Regions from separate parts of the Homo sapiens genome. Here region 2 is linked to region 1. Evidence: read pairs that join two places in POLR2A ChIA-PET (ENCODE). Cell type or tissue: PC-3. All regions are shown on one strand. Links, peaks and the distances in the headings refer to the core of each region. The heading gives the core; the rest is flanking DNA. Region 1 overlaps RMEL3 (enriched in melanoma 3). Region 2 has its middle 25 kb from the start of RMEL3.

Region 1 (9,081 bases), core at 367-8,366:
AGGCACAGGAATTGGCAGGGATTTGAGAGAGCAGCAGATGAGAATTCCCAAGGAAGTCTGGCTGCTGGGTGTCCCAGGGCTTTATCAGACATGCTTGTCCTGAAATACCTTCTGAAATGACCTGGACCCCTACATCCTTTTTCTGATAAAGACTATGTGACATAAAAGAGGACTTGATTTGAAGAGTTTTTAAGTGGACATTCTCTCTGTTAATGTAATTTCAATTTCCTTTACCATAAGGGATGTGGTTTCAACTCTGAATATGTCTTTGTTTACCTTCAGATAGAATTCATGGAATTGATTTGCAGAGAAACTATATTTTATATTTCTAGGCCTGAAGACACCTTAATTTACTTGGAAGATGTTTCTTCTCCAGCAGGGTTCTCTCTGCCCACTTCTCCTGCTCTTTAAATCTCTGCGGGTAGGTCTATGTCTCTGTGAGCTTAGAGGAAGACTAATGTATTCCACCTATCTGGTTCACGAACAACCCTTTAATGATGGCAGGAGGAAATACTGCTTATGGATCTGCCCCTCATATTTACAGCTCCCAAGGCAAGAGTACAACTGGAGGTGCACATACTATATGTCTAAATATTTCAACTATAAACCAAACTGTGTCCAAAGCCTGGCCAGCTTCCTGCTTAAGATTCCTATAGTCTATTGGTCCAGCTGCTGGTGCCCTAGAAGCTAAAGGAGAGTGTTTCACTGGGGACCAGGCTGCTCACATGAGCTGAGCAGTAGTCCGACTCTGCTGGGGTGGGGGAAGGCGATCAGTGCCCAGAACTCCTGGTTGGCCTCTGGAGCTATCCAAACTCAGAAAGGGAACCACAGACCAAGTCAAGCTCCCTGAGAGCTGGGAAGGGTGCATTTCCTTCCAAAATACCTCATTAAAAAAAATCTGGGATTTCAAGTAATTCTAAGCACCTCCCAAGATGATACCACTGGAGCAGAAGATAAAACAGAGAAAGGGTATGCAGGTATTTGGCGATGTAAGTCTGTCCACATATACTACATGATTTGCTTTTTTTTTTTTTTTTTTTTTTTAACATTAGGCAAATGCAAGGGCAGAGGCCATGGTTCTCATTCCTCCTTTCCTTCGATCCAGCACAGTCATGCCACAGAGCTCACAGTCCCTAGCTCCATCTGGCCTGGGGGCGCTCATTGGCCCATTCGTCTTTCTTTAGTTTTCATGCACTCAATCAATGATCACACTTTCAAAAAACTTTCTTATGAGACTGAAAAAAAAAGGAAACAAAATCTTTGTGCTTTGGTGTTTGTAGTTGGGTGTTCTTTTAAAGCACAAGGTCCTGCCCAGAGGCTCTTTGGCCTGTTTGTGAGAGGGGTATTGGCTGCTTCGGATTTGATCCTTTATGGAGGTCAGCAACCCCAAGCCAGCCTCTGAGCCAGCACATTTCTCTTCTCTCTCCATCTCCTCCCGATCACCTGTGGCAGCTGCAGAAAGATATTAGGGATGCGTATTTTATTTTTTGTCTCTGGTTTCTGGTTCCTGTTTACTTGGGGCATATTTATGACCATCTTTAATAAATAATACACATTTATTTATATGTATCACATGTATTTATTTATATGCATACATATATACATGTTATTTATTAATAATATTTATTTAATGCTTACTATGACCATCATTAATAAATAATATATAATGATTCTATTCTATTATAAATAATATTTAATGCTTACTGTGCATAATACCACATACACATTATTTCATTGAATCAGCCCAGCAATCCTATAAAATAGGTTCTGTTAATAGACTTAATTTGCAGATAAGAAAACTGAGTTCTGAGGACACAAATTTACATGGTCAAAATCACACAGTGAATAGGACCTGGGGTGGGGAATGAAATCTAGGCCATATGAGCCAAGAGTCCACCATGTCTCACCCAGGTGTGACCAATAATGTGTCCTACTATTCAGGCTTGTGTTTCTGTCTGTATGTGGTTCTCACAGTATCTGAGGCTTATCCATGAGATTCCAAATGAAATAAACAACACCCCCATGGGAGGCAGAATAATGCTACTCCCCCAGAAAAGAGGTCCAAATATCAATTATCCTAACCTGTGAATATGTTACCTTACCTGGCAAAATGGATTTTTCAGGTGTGATTAAGTTAAGGGTGTTGAAATGGGATTATTCAGGTGGGTTCAATGTAATCACAAGTTTCTTACAAGGGAGAGAGGAAGTGGGAGAATCAGAGGAGATGTGAGGGCTGAAGCAAAGGTTGGAGTGATGTAACTGCTGGCTTTGAAGGGAGAAGACAGCCATGAACCCAGGGATGCAGGTGGCCTCTAGAAGGCAGAAAAGGCAAGGAAACAGATTCACCTAGAGCCTCCTGAAGAAACAGACTTGTGGACACCTTGATTTTTGGCTCAGTAGAATGCTTTTCAGATTCCTGACCTCCAGAACTGTAAGCTAATATACCTGTGTTGCTTTAAGTCAAGAAATTGTGGTAATTGCAAGAGCAATAGGAAACTCATGGGGTCTCCTTGCCATATATCTTAACTACCTCTTGCCTACCTGGCAAACTAATGTGGGAACAGAAAACCAAATACACATGTTCTCACTTATAAGTGGGAGCTAAATGATGAGAACGAATGGGCACAAAGAGGGGAACAACAGACACTGGGGCCTGCTTGAGGGAGGATAGTAGGAGGAGGGAGAGCATCAGGAAAAGTAACTATCATGTACTGTGCTATGCTTAGTACCTGGTTGACGAAATAATCTGTACACCAAATCCCCGTGACATGAGTTTACCTATATAACAAACCTGCACATATAATTCTGAACCCAAAATCAAAGTTAAAAAAATATAGTCTTAGTGTAAAGATAAAATATATTTTAGAAATTATTAATTCAAACAAAAAAGAAAAAAGAAATCATAGCCTCCATTCCACTGCTCTTGGGATGCTTTTCTTTATTTTTCTTCTTTTTTTAAATTATACTTTAAGTTTTAGGGTACATGTGCACAACGTGCAGGTTTGTTACATATGTATACATGTGCCATGTTGGTGTGCTGCACCCATTAACTCGTCATTTACATTAGGTATATCTCCTAATGCTATCCCTCCCCCTTCCCCTGACCCCACAACAGGCCCTGGTGTGTGATGTTCCCCTTCCTATGTCCATGTGTTCTCATTGTTCAGTTCCCACCTATGAGTGAGAACATGTGGTGTTTAGTTTTTTGTTCTTGCGATAGTTTACTAAGAATGATGGTTTCCAGCTTCATCCATGTCCCTACAAAGGACATGAACTCATCCTTTTACATGGCTGCATAGTATTCCATGGTGTATATGTGCCGCATTTTCTTAATACAGTCTATCATTGATGGACATTTGGGTTGGTTCCAAGTCTTTGCTATTGTGAATAGTGCCGCAATAAACATACATGTGCATGTGTCTTTATAGCAGCATGATTTACAATCCTTTGGGTATATACCCAGTAATGGGATGGCTGGTCAAATGTTATTTCTAGTTCTAGATCCCAGAGGAATCGACACACTGACTTCCACAATGGTTGAATTAGTTTACAGTCCCACCAACAGTGTAAAAGTGTTCCTGTTTCTTAACATCCTCTCCAGCACCTGTTGTTTCCTGAGTTTTTAATGATCGCCATTCTAACTGGTGTGAGATGGTATTTCATTGTGGTTTTGATTTGCATTCCTCTGATGGACAGTGATGATGAGCATTTTTTCATGTGTCTTTTGGCTGCATAAATGTCTTCTTTTGAGAAGTGTCTGTTCATCTCCTTCGCCCACTTGTTGATGGGGTTGTTTGTTTTTTTCTTTTAAATTTGTTTGAGTTCATTGTAGATTCTGGATATTAGCCCTTTGTCAGATGAGTAGATTGCAAAAATTTTCTCCCATTCTGTAGGTTGCCTGTTCACTTTGATGGTAGTTTCTTTTGCTGTGCAGAAGCTCTTGGGTTTAATTAGATCCCATTTGTCAATTTTGGCTTTTGTTGCCATTGCTTTTGGTGTTTTAGACATGAAGTCCTTGCCCATGCCTACATCCTGAATGGTATTGCCTAGGATTTCTTGTAGGGTTTTTATGGTTTTAGGTCTAACATTTAAGTCTTTAATCCATCTTGAATTAATTTTTGTATAAGGTGTAAGGAAGAGATCCAGTTTCAGCTTTCTACATATGGCTAGCCAGTTTTCACAGCACCATTTATTAAACAGGGAATCCTTTTCCCATTTCTTGTTTTTGTCAGGTTTGTCAAAGAGCAGATAGTTGTAGATATGTGGCATTATTTCTGAGGGCTCTGTTCTGTTCCATTGGTCTATATCTCTGTTTTGGTACCAGTACCAGTACCATCTTTATTTTTCTGATGAGCTCATATCATTTCCCAATTCCCAGCAACACACACTGTGGCCTCAGTTTTTGGACTTAGATTTTGAGAAGTCCAAATGTGCTCTGTAATGTTTTAGTGGAGAAGAGAGCCTCTGTCCTGTGGAGGTGCCAGTGAACCAGGCAGGTAGGCGTCTGTGCCAGAGGCCCAGGTGACAGGCCAGGCTGGTGGCTTCTGAGGGACTTGCCTTGACTGGGAAAGCTGATTAGTTGACTACACACGACTCTCTGCCTTGAATCACTTCGTGCCCTGCTGAGCCTTGAGTCAAGCCTCCACAAAGCATTTCATGTATGTTGCAGCTGTGCTACAGGCTTTCTTATTATTAACTTTCCTATGGGATGCTCACCTGCAGAGAGAATCCAAAATACTTTTCCTGCAAGAAGGAAGGCTTGGCCATAAGGATTTCAAAATGAAATTCCTTTATGATACGAATACACCTCACTGTGCGAGTTATCACTTCAACTCTATTATTTGGGGATTTGCAACAAAAGAATTAAGGAACTCAGGAGCTTCATGAAACTGAGGACTGTTAACCCCAGAAACACACACAGGCAGCCTCTGTGCAGTCAGCTAACAAGTGGGTCATTGCTCCCACTTTACCCTGCCGAGGACCCAGTTACCTCTTGCATCAGGTACTGACTGCAACAGTTGAATTGCACATATATTATTGGCTATGTCTCTCTGTTATCATTAGGTGTTCAATAGCTGCTAAATATCTGTATGCATAAGAATATGCATAACCCATTTGATTGCTATAAAAAAAGAAGCAATTTTACAAGCTGCATTTCTTAAATGAGCTTACACTTCTTTTGAAATACCATGACCTTCTCCATAATGTGACAATTGGCCTCTTTTAAGATAAAAAGAATTGGTAATGACTAGTGAGAATAGACCAGATCTGGAGAGTACATGCTACACACTCAAGTCTCAGCAGCTCCATCTATAAACACAAAGCAGGACCAGTTTTTCAAAGCAATCACAAAGCTGGTTTAAGCCTGGGAAACATTTTGGTTATTTAAGTAATATTTTGAAATTCTAACTTTTAAGCTAAAACCAAACAAGTTTCTGTGGGTAGCCTAGTAGTCAGGACTCTGTAATAAACCAATTGTCTACTGCTTCAACTTCAAATGGAGTTATATCAAGTCATCATGTTGTATACATTGAATATATACAATCTTTGTCAGTTAGATATTTTAACATAAAAAGCTGGAATTTTTAGCAGCTCCAAAATATTTTCTTTTTAAAGAGGAGGAATTGGAAAAGATAGTAAATGAAGGTTGAGTTGATGGGAGTGGATGATTGCTTTGGAACTGGTGGTGATTGTGGAAAACGCAGTGACCGACTGAAGGTGATATCTGAGGTGGGAAGGGATGTCCAAGAAGAGGGAACAGAGATGGGGAAGGAGGTCAGAAAGTGACAAGTCCACCGGTGGACAATGCTGTCTCTGGGACCCAGGTTGTGGAAGTATCGATATCCTGGGAACAGTTTAGAAAGAAGAAAGAAGCAATAGCTCTGTTCATTTTTTTAAAATTTCCTCTCCCATAACCACTTACCACATTAGCTGGTTGGAAAATGTAAGGTGATTCAAAAGAGAATTGAAAAAATAAAAGAAAATTTTCCTCAGGGAGTAACTTTTATATAAAGTAATACAATCTAATTTGTGAAGAAACAGTTAAGTCTGTAACCTCACAGATGCTCAAGACCGTTCCTCGTGTCACAGCACTCATCAGTCCTGTGGTCTAATTCATCCTGGACTCTTTGCAGGGCATCATATTTGTATGTACACCCGTGTGGGGGACTAGAGAAACCACCAGAAGTCAATTTCATTATTCTCTTTTCCAGTTGTCATTTTATTATTCCAGCCAAGGACATGGAATGTCTTGGTAGATTGGACAGATGTATATACTGACTCACATATATTGACTGAGCGACATAATGTGTCCCTGTCTGTAATTTCCAAGAAAGTATTGTGATGAGATTATTCAAATCATTTGGCAAATATAAGAAGTGAAAGTTCCATAATAAATCCAGGAGCAAAGACTAGATCGTTTTTTCCTGGAACTGTCTGTATTTGAAGAATTAAAAAAGATAATGTTGACCTGACTTGAGCACTTTTATCTAAAACTCAAGAGTTTTATATGGTGTCAACCAACTTTATATAATTTCCATGGAATTGGTTTTTCTTCTCAATTTGAAGTGCTCAGTGTCTTTTGTCTTTAAATTGAAGCCTAGCAATGAAGAGTTCATTATTTCTTAGTTTTATTAGATTTGGATTTTTAAATAGGTAGTCCTATTAGTCTCTCTAGAAATACTGTAAAGAGTGTTTCTTTATACCATTTTCCTTTATTTCCTGGAATAAATCAAATATAGCTACATATGTTATATTTTATTATACTATTTATGGCAATGTGTAATGGGTTTATATTAAAAGAATTGGTGGAAATGCTGCAGATTTTCCTTTGGAAGAGGTTGACTTCTCCAAGTTATCTATACTCTTAAGTCTTGTTGGATTCATATAAGGTTACTTAAGCATATTCCCTGGAATGGCTTGATATTTCATCACATTTTAAAGCATGTGTTTCTTTCCTAAAGCTGTAAACCTTAATATTTCTGGGTCTGGAAATAAAAATTTCAAATGGCAAACATTTCTCACATTTTCAAAGAGAACAGATTCCACCAATGTGAGTGGTTGAAACTTTAAAAGTTCCAAGCAAATGTTCACTTTTAACTGAAATTCTATTCCACATGCCTAGGGAAATCCACGTGAAGCATGTTACTCTCAGGCCGCAGTCATTCTTCTCTGGGTACAGGTCTTCAATCTAAAAGCCTGGGAAATGTGCCCCATTGAACAACTTACCTAGCATTAATCGTTTGATGATGCTGTAGGTTCTTACTGTAATGAGCAAGACCTCCTGCCACTCCTTAACACTCAAGTTACCTGAAAGATAATATACAGTTGGCTCCATGCTACCCACACATAGCCTGATCTCTCTCTTGAGCATACCAATAAGTGCAAGGCTGCCCTGCTGTGGATCACATTAATTCTTGGGCTGCTGCTTTCAATTTCACCAGAAATTGCTGGTGGCAATTTCTTTCTCTTAGCCTAGTGTTATCTGCTCCCCTCAGAAGTTTAGGGTCTGAAAAGAAAGGATCCTGAACTTCAATTTTGATCTTCCCTGATCCAGCTTCATCAGCAATCCATATTCTTTATGCTTTGCTGCCTCCACATAGTCTACTGATTCTAAACTGCCTCTGGTTCTCATCTGGATAACGCCTTGTTTTTACCATTTAATAAAAAATGTAGCTGCTACACACAGAATGAAGAGGACTGCAACATTCCCTTCAAATTGTAACTCACCTCGTATAGAAGTCTTCTGTGATACTACCAGTCCAGAAGTCATTACACTGGCCCTCTCTTGGGTCCATTACAATTTATCACAGCCCTAATCCCCCCTGCAAAATTGTTTGGAATAGGCTTCTCAGTCCTCTAAAAATAACCACACATTAGTGTTCCGGGAGCTGTTAGAACCACCTTAATTAGGCCGGGTGCAGTGCCTCATGCCTGTATTCCCAGCACTTTGGGAGGCTGGAATAGATCACTTGAGGCCAGGAGTTGGAGACCAGCCTGGTCAACATAACCCATCTCTAAAAAAAAGAACACCTTCGTGAGACCCTGAATGGCTTCATGAAAATAAAACGTGTACACAAGAGCACCAGCCCCTGCTCCAGCAGTCACCAGCAAAGCTGGTTATTCTTTCTCAGAGGTCATTGAATCATGGAATTTATCACTAGAAATTTTATGTACTTCCTAATATCACTTGTACAGTTGTCTTCATTTTAATTTATATTTTTTAACGTACTTACGTCTTGTATTCTCATCCAGAGCAATCTGGTGAGAACAAACACATTGCTTACTATTCTTTAGTATTCTCAATCTTCTCAGCACAGATCATATTAATCACAATTAATGAAACAATGGTCATGAAGATAAACATACTGCCTCCCTCCCCACCTCAGCACCTTTATGCTGTTATTTTGAATGTGTTGATTTACTCCACCACATAAGTGCTGTGTTTGCTTTCTGGTTGACTTGGGGTGTCTTCTTCTCTGCCTCTGGTCTGCCAGTCCCAGCTGTTTTACATAGTAGACAATTCTATCTAGATGTCTTTTTGAGTTGCAGAAAAGAGGACTATAGCCTCTATCTCTACCTTCTTGCTGTGCCAGGTGTATACCAACCAACGTCTTTCTGGACCCTGAAACAACATTTTGAATCTGGAACTCATTACTTTCTCTTCCCAAAGGAAACCTTCGGGGGGCAACTCAGCTGTTGATCTTACTTTACCTGGTGGGATGATCCTTCACCACCAAAGAACTTGAGCCTTCGCGCTCTGTCTATATGAAATTATAGTATCTTTGGTTAATTTTATCTCTGAACATAGTTATGTAAGTGGTACTCTAGGAGATTTTCTAGGCCTTATCCATATTCATTCTTGTCTCCATAATGAAGCAGCAAACTTACTTCTTCTTTATTGTCAGGATCAGTTATTTATGTCAATAGTAATTTCCTTTTATGCCAGTTTGTCCACTGGTAGGGGAGCTAAAAATGGCCAGGGGATGGTTTTAGTTTTTGATGAAATGAAATAATCTTCATGTTCATTTGTAGAAGTATTCCTCCTCTGACCAAGATTTAGGAAATGATGGCCCATAGTCC
Region 2 (9,081 bases), core at 554-8,553, 91 kb before region 1:
GTAACATGGAGATCTTATCTGAATTGTTACCGTGACAAATGAGATGATACATGTGAAAATGCTTTGTCCATAGTTGGGCTATTATTACTATTATTATTATTTCTATGACTTATTTTAAAGTCTCAATTCAGGAGTCATTGAACTATGGAAGTCTTCCCTGACTTTTCTCTGTCCCCCATTGGGACAGATCGTCTTCTCAAATCTTTTATGTGATGTGTCTTTTAAGCACTTAGTGGGTTGTTTTTTAATTTTTATTTTTTTACATTCATTGTTTATGTCATTTGTAGTGCAAAGCTTGCTTACTGGTTGTCTTTCTCACCAGACTGTGAGTTCCTTGAAGGGAGCAATAGTACCCAATCCCATATCCAGGATATCAAGCTACTCAATAGTTTTTGCTGCATGAATGATAAAAACTAATATTCTGTAAGATATGAATATTATATTTACTAAATATGAACTCAAAAGATGCTCTCATTTTCAAATAATTTATGAGTGGCAGTTTGTTAACATTTATTTAGGGTCTATGTGGTTATTTATTTATTTTTAGATATAGGGTCTCACTATGCTGTCCAGGCTAGCCTCAAACTCCTGGGCTCAAGTTATCTTCCCACCTCAGCCTCCAGAGTAGCTGGGATTACTGGTGCATGCCACCAATCCTGGCTTATGAGCTGTTAACTCTCCTAAACACTGGAACCAGAGAGCATCAGGCCACACAGTAGCCTTGCATCATCATGAATGGGGAGTCAAAATAAGACACAGAATACAACACTGGGACAATATATATCACCCTCAAAGAGTGGCTAATGCACAACAATGAAAACAACAAATTAGGGCTCAAAATACTCTTCAAGTGAAAACATCTATCTGCATTTTCTAAAAGTCTGAAAGTTTTAAAACTTGTATTATTAGTTTAATTGAGAATCTGTTAAACAAATCTGGGGGAATCATTCTCATCTCTGATGAATTGCTTCTATGATCCCCAATCCAACAGGATAGCTGTAGATAGGAGGAAAATGCTTACCAAAAGAAGGCATTTTAAAACCCATTTTTGGCCACCCTTTTCACAAGTGCTTAGACTCTTCCTTTTTAAAGAACAAAGACCTGAAGCTCAAGGTGGTTCACAAATTTATCCAAGAAAATTTTCAGAGTGGCAAATTATAGTTTCAGGTTTTACATTATTTTTCTTAATTTGATTAAAAAGTTCCAGTCTGTTCTAATGTTCCTGGGCCCCCAGGCATGATGGCCCTTGGAGGGTCCTGGAGCATCTGCATCTGGTGTTATTAGCGGGGTAAGATACTCTAGGCCATAAGTCACAGTTAAAATGTTCCTTACAATTAGAAACTGCCTTTGTGTGATTTTTTTGGGGGGGTTTAACCGAATGGCCCTGGAATATGGGTCCACTCTCCCTTTTGGATTGATTTTCTCTGTTTGAGCCTGATAACTGTCTTGAGCAGGAAGAGGAGGAAGGGGAACCAGCCACCTGTAGAAATGAGTTTAGGTCCTATTTACATAGCAGGTCAACAGCATGAAGTCCAAGGGGAACTCTAGCAGGGTCAGTGAGATAGGTGGAGAACCTAGCTGGTCTGTTTGTTTTTCCACAAAACATTCCAGGAGCAAGACAACATCCGCTGAGGAACAGCATTAATAAGTGGCATCTTTCATCAGAAGCACTCAAAGCATTCATGAAGACTTACTCATTGAGCTGTGAGCCACACCTATGTTGTATCTGTGGCTCACTTAAAGATTAAGAAACCAAATTCCTCCAAGTTTGACCCTGTGGCTGAAAGGGAGGCTGGGGAATGAACAGACACAGACCCCAGGTTCCATATCTCACTCCAAATTAACCTGGCATAGAATGGGATGTCGAGAAATGACAGTGAGCACCATTGTTATCACTATGACATCAATTGACCCTTATTTTTGGGTATGAGGATTCTACACAGTGAGGAGGCAGAGTTTCTGCTATAGGAGCTTCTGATCAGTTTGGGAGTTTTGTCTCATGTGCAAAAACCGAGAAGTACGTGAATCTACCCTATGTTAGGTGCCAAATACAAAAATAAAGATAGGAAGTTCAGAGGTGGAGCCACCACCCAGGCTGTGGTGGGCAGTGGAAACTTCACAGAAAAAGACCTTGAGTTGGACTTTGAAGAAAGATAGGATTCGTGCATGCAGGAGGTGTGGGAATGTGATTTTCAGTCTGAAAGACAGGAAGGAGATTGGGGAATGCATGGAGTAATTGGGGGTACTAGAGACACCAAACTGTGGTGGACCAGCTGGGTGGAAGATCCCCTGCAGGGATCCGTGGAGTGTCAACCTCACCGGTTTTTAGAGTCTGTGACCAAGGGAACAAGTTCCCTTTTGTCTGAATTCTGTGACATTTAATTTGCTTCAGTCAGAGGTAAACATCTGACCCTGCCTGGCAATCCCTTCCTAGGTTGTTATGATGACCAGTCAGAGGTTCAATTTTGCCACCCAATTTCTTACTGATCAGAATTCCAACTAGAGATGTAGTTCCCTCACTGTTTCCTCCTTCTGAACAGTGAAATTGTTCTTGCCTGCAAGAAGTAGCCTGAAGCAAACTGGGACAGTACAGTTTGTGAAAATCAAAAGAAGAAAGGATATTAAAAAGGAGAGAATGGTCAACAGTTTTCATGGATGTGGAGAAATCAGGGAGAATCAGGTTAGATGTGTCTAATCTTCTATGGTCAGTAAAGTAGAACCACATATTAGCTTCTTCTTGGATTAAGGGAGAGCAGATACTGTGAGTCAGCCATTGCCAGCTCTCCTTCACAAGCTTGAATACACTCTCCTATGATTCCTGTTTATGTGATTAAGACATTTAACTATCATCTAGACATATGTTAAAAATTAAACTCAGCTGTGATTTTCCCTCCCCCGAGATGCATAAAACTGGTGTATGTGTTCTGTAGGATTTTATTATGTTAAAGCATTACTGCCGCCTCTTATTAAAATTGAGTGCCTTATTTTGATATTAGGCAGAGGAGTTTGACGGATGTTAACATTCTAAGAGAAATTTGTGGGAAACAATTTTGAGGTTGAAATATTGATGCAACTGATACTAATTGCTAACATCCCAGTAAAGCTCTTAAGAATCTATTTGTATGGAAATTGAAAAGGACCATCAAATGGAAGAAAGACCCAATTTATTTGGAAGTTTTAGAAAGTCCAGTAATAAAGAAATGATTTGATAAGGGAAGTAGAAGAAAGGCAAAATGAGCAGATTACTTTGAAAATATTAAATTGTAATAGAAAAACATTAAAGAAAAAAATGATACAAATCCTACCACAGTATCATAGCAATTATTCTTATCTTTTGAATTTTTAAAAAAGAGATGGTGTTTTACTCTCTTACCCAGGCTGGAGTGCAGTGGTGCAATCATCACTCACTGCGGTCTTGAACTCCTGTGCTCAAGTGATCCTCCCATCTCAGCCTCCCAAGTAGCTGGGGCTACAGGCACTCGCCACCACACCTGGCTGACAGCAATTATTTTTGCTTTTTGAAAGTATCCTGTCCTTGCCTTACCAAGTTTTAAATCCAAATCTTGCATTTTTCAGAAACACTGTTGCAACATGGGAGACAAAATGAAGTATTTTGCATCATTTTATGCTGCGTGACTTCAGGCATGCCTAACACATGTCACTATTCCTACTTAGTCTTCATGATTATCTTTTGAAATTACTCTATAATATTTCAGTAGGGGTTTCTTCTCGTTTCTTGCATCTGGCCACTGACTTCTGATTCTCTCTGGATGGTTATCATCTTGCAGTCTAGAGGTAGAGGCAGTGGGAACTTTGTTTAGGATCTTGAAGATACTTGCTTGTAGATGTTCTTGCCAGGGGTACGCTGTCACTGGGTGTCTCATGCCATCCTCAGGCTGGGGGTGATAAAGGAACAAGAGGAGCAGCGCTGTAGAGTGGGAGAGAAGGGGGAGAGGTGGAAGGCTGGGGTAGATGACTTCCCCACCCAGCCCTGCCCTGACTCTTTCTTCCTTGGCTTTCTCCTTCTGCCCATATACAGTCCTTCTCTGCCTCCATCATAGCTTATCCTCTCTTTTGTTCCGGTTCCTTCTTCTGCCTCTCTCTCCAGGGACCTCCCCTGAGCTTGCTGTAGTTTAGAGATTCTCAACCCTGTCAATGCCTACCCTTTAAAACATATTTTGTAATGACCCCTTTATCCTGAAATGAAATTTGTAGGTTATAGATTCTCAACACATATAATTTAAAAATTAATCTAATAGTCTAGTTGTAATATAAAGAAGAAACAAAAGGAAACCACTGTAAAATAAAATGATGTAAATGCTCAGGCACAGCTGTATTAGAAGTCATATAGAAGGAAACAGATGTTGGCACATAATGAATACGCTTGTCAGAGAAGCAGACAACATTCGACTGGATATTGTTGATACTTAAAAATATATGTGACAGTGTGTAATAAGGGCTAGAGAAACACGGCACCTTCTTATCCAGGCATCTGTGTTCGGGTAAGCAGTCTGTGCTGCATCAGGGCACCTGGCAGAGGGACCAGTGGTTGATGCAGCTCTTGCTTTTCTTTCAAAGCTGTGGGCCCCTGGGACTTTGTCTACTGGAGCCTTCTTAAAATGGTCACAAAGCATCTACATAAGTGACTGGCTGTCCTGGCATGCCCCGTCCCCACACATGCACATACACATATACATATGTGCACTTAGATTAACAGTGGAGTGAGCCCTACAAAATGCAGAGTAATACATGTGTGCTATTTTCATGACTCAAATACTATGAAAGTTGTTGCTATTTGTGACATAATCTTCTGAAATGAATAATTTTTGGTATAGTTGGGAATAAAAGCAAGCACAATCTTCCCTGGATTTATGTGGTAGTTGTATTCCTGGAAAACTAAATGTATACGCAAACATTACAAAAATATTTATATAAAATAGAGTTAGATTCTAGGCTCAGATAATTAGAAACAGATTTTTTTCATTTTAATTCAACAGTCATGGTGACCCAGAAAAATTCTTAGTTTTCAGGGGTTAGCATCCCTGACTCCTGCTCATTAAATTCCAATAGCACCCCCAGTCATTGTGACAATCGAGAACACCTTTTTAGAGTATGATAAAACTTCCATTGAAAATCACCTATGTATTGAAGAGAAAGCTGAATTCTCAGTTGGGAAACCTGGATCTAAGTTTTATCTTCCTCCAGCTATTATTTCTGGGTGAACAGGAATAGTGAGTTTTTTATGGTGCTGCACTTCCTGATTGGTCTCCGGGAAGGGATGCTTGAATGGGAGCTGATCTTGTAGGGAGAAACCCTCCACCCTGTTCTCTAAAAAACAGTGGCACAGTGTTCTTGGCCTAGTATGCATGCCTCTCCCCCTTTTATAGAAAATGCACAGCCTTTTTTTTCTTTTTTTTTTAAATGAGTCTCTTCTCCACTCCAGCCATGAGACTCTCATGCGGCCTCTCAGGAACACAGTGTATAATGCATACCACAGTGCAGGATTCCAAGCAGTACCCTGCCCTCCTACCCACAAAAGTGAACGTTGCACCCAGTCTGAGCTAATCAGAGATCTTCCCTGGGAGTTTTTTACATTGAAGTTGATGGAGAAAAACTCTTTCTGCTCTGGGGTTGATGTTGGGTAATATAAGTCCAGAAGCTTCTGGCAACCGTACTTCTAGCTTGTGAGGAAAGTTTGAGTGAGAGAACAAACCTGATAAGGGGAAGAAGCAGAAAAGAGAGAGATACTGATATCTGATAGTGATATTATTTTATTTTATTTTCATAGGTTTTTAGGGAACAGGTGGTGTTTTGCTACATGAGTAAGTTCTTTAGTGGTGATTTGTGAGATTTTGGTGCACCCATCACCAGAGCAGTATACACAGTACCCAATGTGTAGTCTTTTATTGCTCACCTCCCTCCCACCCTTTCTCCCAAGTCCCCAAAGTTCAATGTATCATTCTTATGCCTTTGCATCCCCATAGCTTAGCTCCCACTTATGAGTGAGAACATGCAATGCTTGGTTTTCCATTCCTGAGTTACTTCACTTAGAGTAATGGTCTCCAATTCCATCCAGGTTGCTGCGAATGCCATTATTTTATTCCTTTTTATGGCTGAGTAGTATTCCATCATACATATATACCACAATTTCTTTATCTACTCATTGATTGATGGGCATTTGGGCTAGTTCTATATTTTTGCAATTGCGAATTGTGCTGCTATAAACATGCATATACAAGTATCTTTTTTGTATAATGACTTCTTTTCCTCTGGGTAGATGCCCAGTAGTGGGATTGCTGGATCAAGTAGTAGTTCTACTTTTAGTTCTTTAAGGAATCCCCACACTGTTTTCAATAGTGGTTGTACTAGTTTACATTCCCACCAGTAGTCTAAGTGTTTCCTTTTCACTGCATCCATGCCAACATCTATTATTTTTTGATTTTTTGATTATGGCCATTCTTGCAGGAGTAAGCTTATATCGCGTTATGGTTTTGAATTGCATTTCCCTGATCATTAGTGATTTTGACCATTTTTTCATATGTTTGTTGGCCATTTGTTCATTTTCTTTTGAGAATTGTCTATTCATGTCCTTAGCTCATTTTTTTTTTTGATGGGGTTGTTTGTTTTTTTCTTGCCAATTTGTTTGAGTTTGTTGTAGATTCTGGATATTAGTCCTTTGTTGAATGTACAGATTATGAAGACTTTCTCCCATTCTGGGGGTTGTCTGTTTACTCTGCTGATTGTTTCTTTTGCTGTGCAGAAACAATATAGTTTAATTAAGTCCCACCTATTTATCATTGTTTTTGTTGCACTTGCTTTTGGGTTTTTGGTCATGAAGTTTTTGCCTAAGCCAATGTCTAGGAGGGTGTTTCTGATGTTATCTTCTAGAATTTTTATGGTTTCAAGTCTTAGACTGAGTCTTTGATCCATCTTGAGTTGATTTTTGTATAAGGTAAGACATAAGGATCCAGTTTCATTCTTCTTCATGTGGCTTGCCAATTATCCCAGCTCTATTTGTTGAATAGGTTGTCCTTTTCCCACGTTGTTTTTGTTTGCTTTGTTGAAGATCAGTTGGCTGAAAGTATTTGGCTTTATTTCTGGGTTCTCTATTCTGTTCCATTGGTCTATGTGCCTGTTTTTATACCAGTACCATGCTGTTTTGGTGACTATGGCTTTATAGAATTGTTTCAAGTCAGGTAATGTGATGCCTTCAGATTTATTCTTTTTACTTAGTTTGATTTTAGATTTTATAGCTATTATGCTTTTTTTAAAAGAAAAAGCTGGCATTTAAAAACTTTTCTGCTAGAAATAAGGCACCAAAATAGAGCCAAAAACTCTTTAACAATGAAAATTATGACATCAAAATGAAAACATAAACTCAAGAGCAATAGCAAACTTATTGAGTGCACCAAGTCACCTTTATTAACTCATCCCATTAAAAGAAACCTGCAATCTGTGACATCTGAGTTAAGCTCTGCATCACTCTAATACCAAAACCAGGAAAGGACATAACAAAAAAAGAAAACTACAGACCAATATCACTGATGAATATAGCCGGAAAAATCCTTCACAAAATACTAGCTAACTGAATCCAATGGCATATCAAAAAGATAATCCACCATGATCAAGTGGATTTCATACCAGGGATGCAGGGATAGTTTAACATACGCAAGTCAATAAATGTGATACACCACATAAACAGAATTAAAAACAAAAATCACATAATCATCTCAATAGATGCAGGAAAAGCATTTGACAAAATCCAGCATCCCTTTATGATTACAACCCTCAGCAAAATTGGCATAGAAGGAACATAACTTAATGTAATAAAAGCCATCTATGACAAATCCACAGCCAAGATAATACTGAATGGGGAAAAGTTGAAAGCATTCCCCCTGAGAACTGGAACAAGACGAGGATGCCCACTCTCACCACTTCTATTCAACATAGCACTGGAAGTCCTGGCCGGATCAATCGTACAAGAGAAAGAAATAAAGGGCACCTAAATCAGTAAAGAGGAAGTCAAACTGTTGCTGTTTGCTGATGATATGATCATATACCTAGGAAACCCTAAAGACTCCTCCAAAAAACTCCTAGAACTGATAAATGAGTTCAGCAAAGTTTTGGGATACAAAATTAATGTACACAAATTAGTAGCTCTGCTATATGCAAACAGTGACCAAGCTGTTTTTGAGAATCAAATCAAGAACTCAATCTCTTTTACAATATCTGCAAAAAAAAAAAAAAAAATACTTAGGAATATACATAACAAAGAAGGTGAAAGAATTCTGCAAGGAAATCTGCAAAACACTGCTGAAAGAAATCCTAAAACAAATGGAAACACATCCCATGCTCATAGATGGATAGAATCAATATTGTGAAAATGACCATACTGCCAAAAGCAATCTACAAATTCCATGCATTTTCCAACAAAATACCGCCATCATCCTTCACAGAACAAGAAAGACAATCCTAAAATTCATATGGAATCAAAAAAGAGCCTGCATAGCCAAAGAAAGACTGATAGTGATATTGATACCTGCAATTGCTCAGGCTAATTTAAATTGCATTTCTGAGATGGGCAACCTAAAGAATCCTTGCTGACATGACTGAATTTCCATTCAATCTTTTCCTTATCCAAGGCTCTGTATGACAGTCACTGGGCACATGTAACTTTTGAGTGCTTGAAATGTGATTAGTCCAAATTAAGATGAAGTTGTAAAGTACACACTGTTTCAAAGACTTAGTACTAAAAAAAGTAAAGCATCTCAATAATTTTTATATTGATTATATGTTAAAATGATACTCCTTTGGATATATTGGTTTAAGTACAATATATTGATAAAATTAATTTTACTTTTTTCTTTTGTCCTTTTTAATGTGGTTATTAGAAAATTAAAAATTACCTAGTGACCCACATTGTGTTTATTTTGGATAGCTGTGTTCTAGAATACCTACCTCAGTGCTTACTGCCCTTTATCAAATTTCTAGTAATTGAGTCAATAGGTTAATTTCAGAGACTCATATACCTGAAGAGATGGGCAACTCAAATAACCCTGGCTAATACGACTGCATTTCCAT

Evidence for each region. ChIA-PET counts read pairs that join two places held together with the same protein. Peaks named below come from ENCODE experiments on the same cell type or tissue, not always from the same donor. Only the 100,000 strongest peaks of a DNase experiment are listed, where the experiment ranks them.
Region 2: POLR2A ChIA-PET joins it to region 1 with 12 read pairs; 4 of 35 experiments call an interaction of 5 or more read pairs at or near these places.

What each region holds. Positions count from the first base shown.
Region 1 is chr5:57,456,955-57,466,035 of GRCh38, forward strand. The region is part of intron 1 of RMEL3 (enriched in melanoma 3); the gene reads left to right. Among named protein-coding and RNA genes, the nearest start is that of ACTBL2, 21 kb to the right of the region's middle. In PC-3, for the core only: no CTCF peak of the experiment used is centred there; no DNase peak of the experiment used is centred there.
Region 2 is chr5:57,365,325-57,374,405 of GRCh38, forward strand. No RefSeq gene overlaps it. Among named protein-coding and RNA genes, the nearest start is that of RMEL3, 25 kb to the right of the region's middle. RefSeq lists an enhancer at 1,354-2,553. In PC-3, for the core only: no CTCF peak of the experiment used is centred there; a DNase peak (open chromatin) is centred at 1,647; H3K27ac peaks cover 2,024 bases.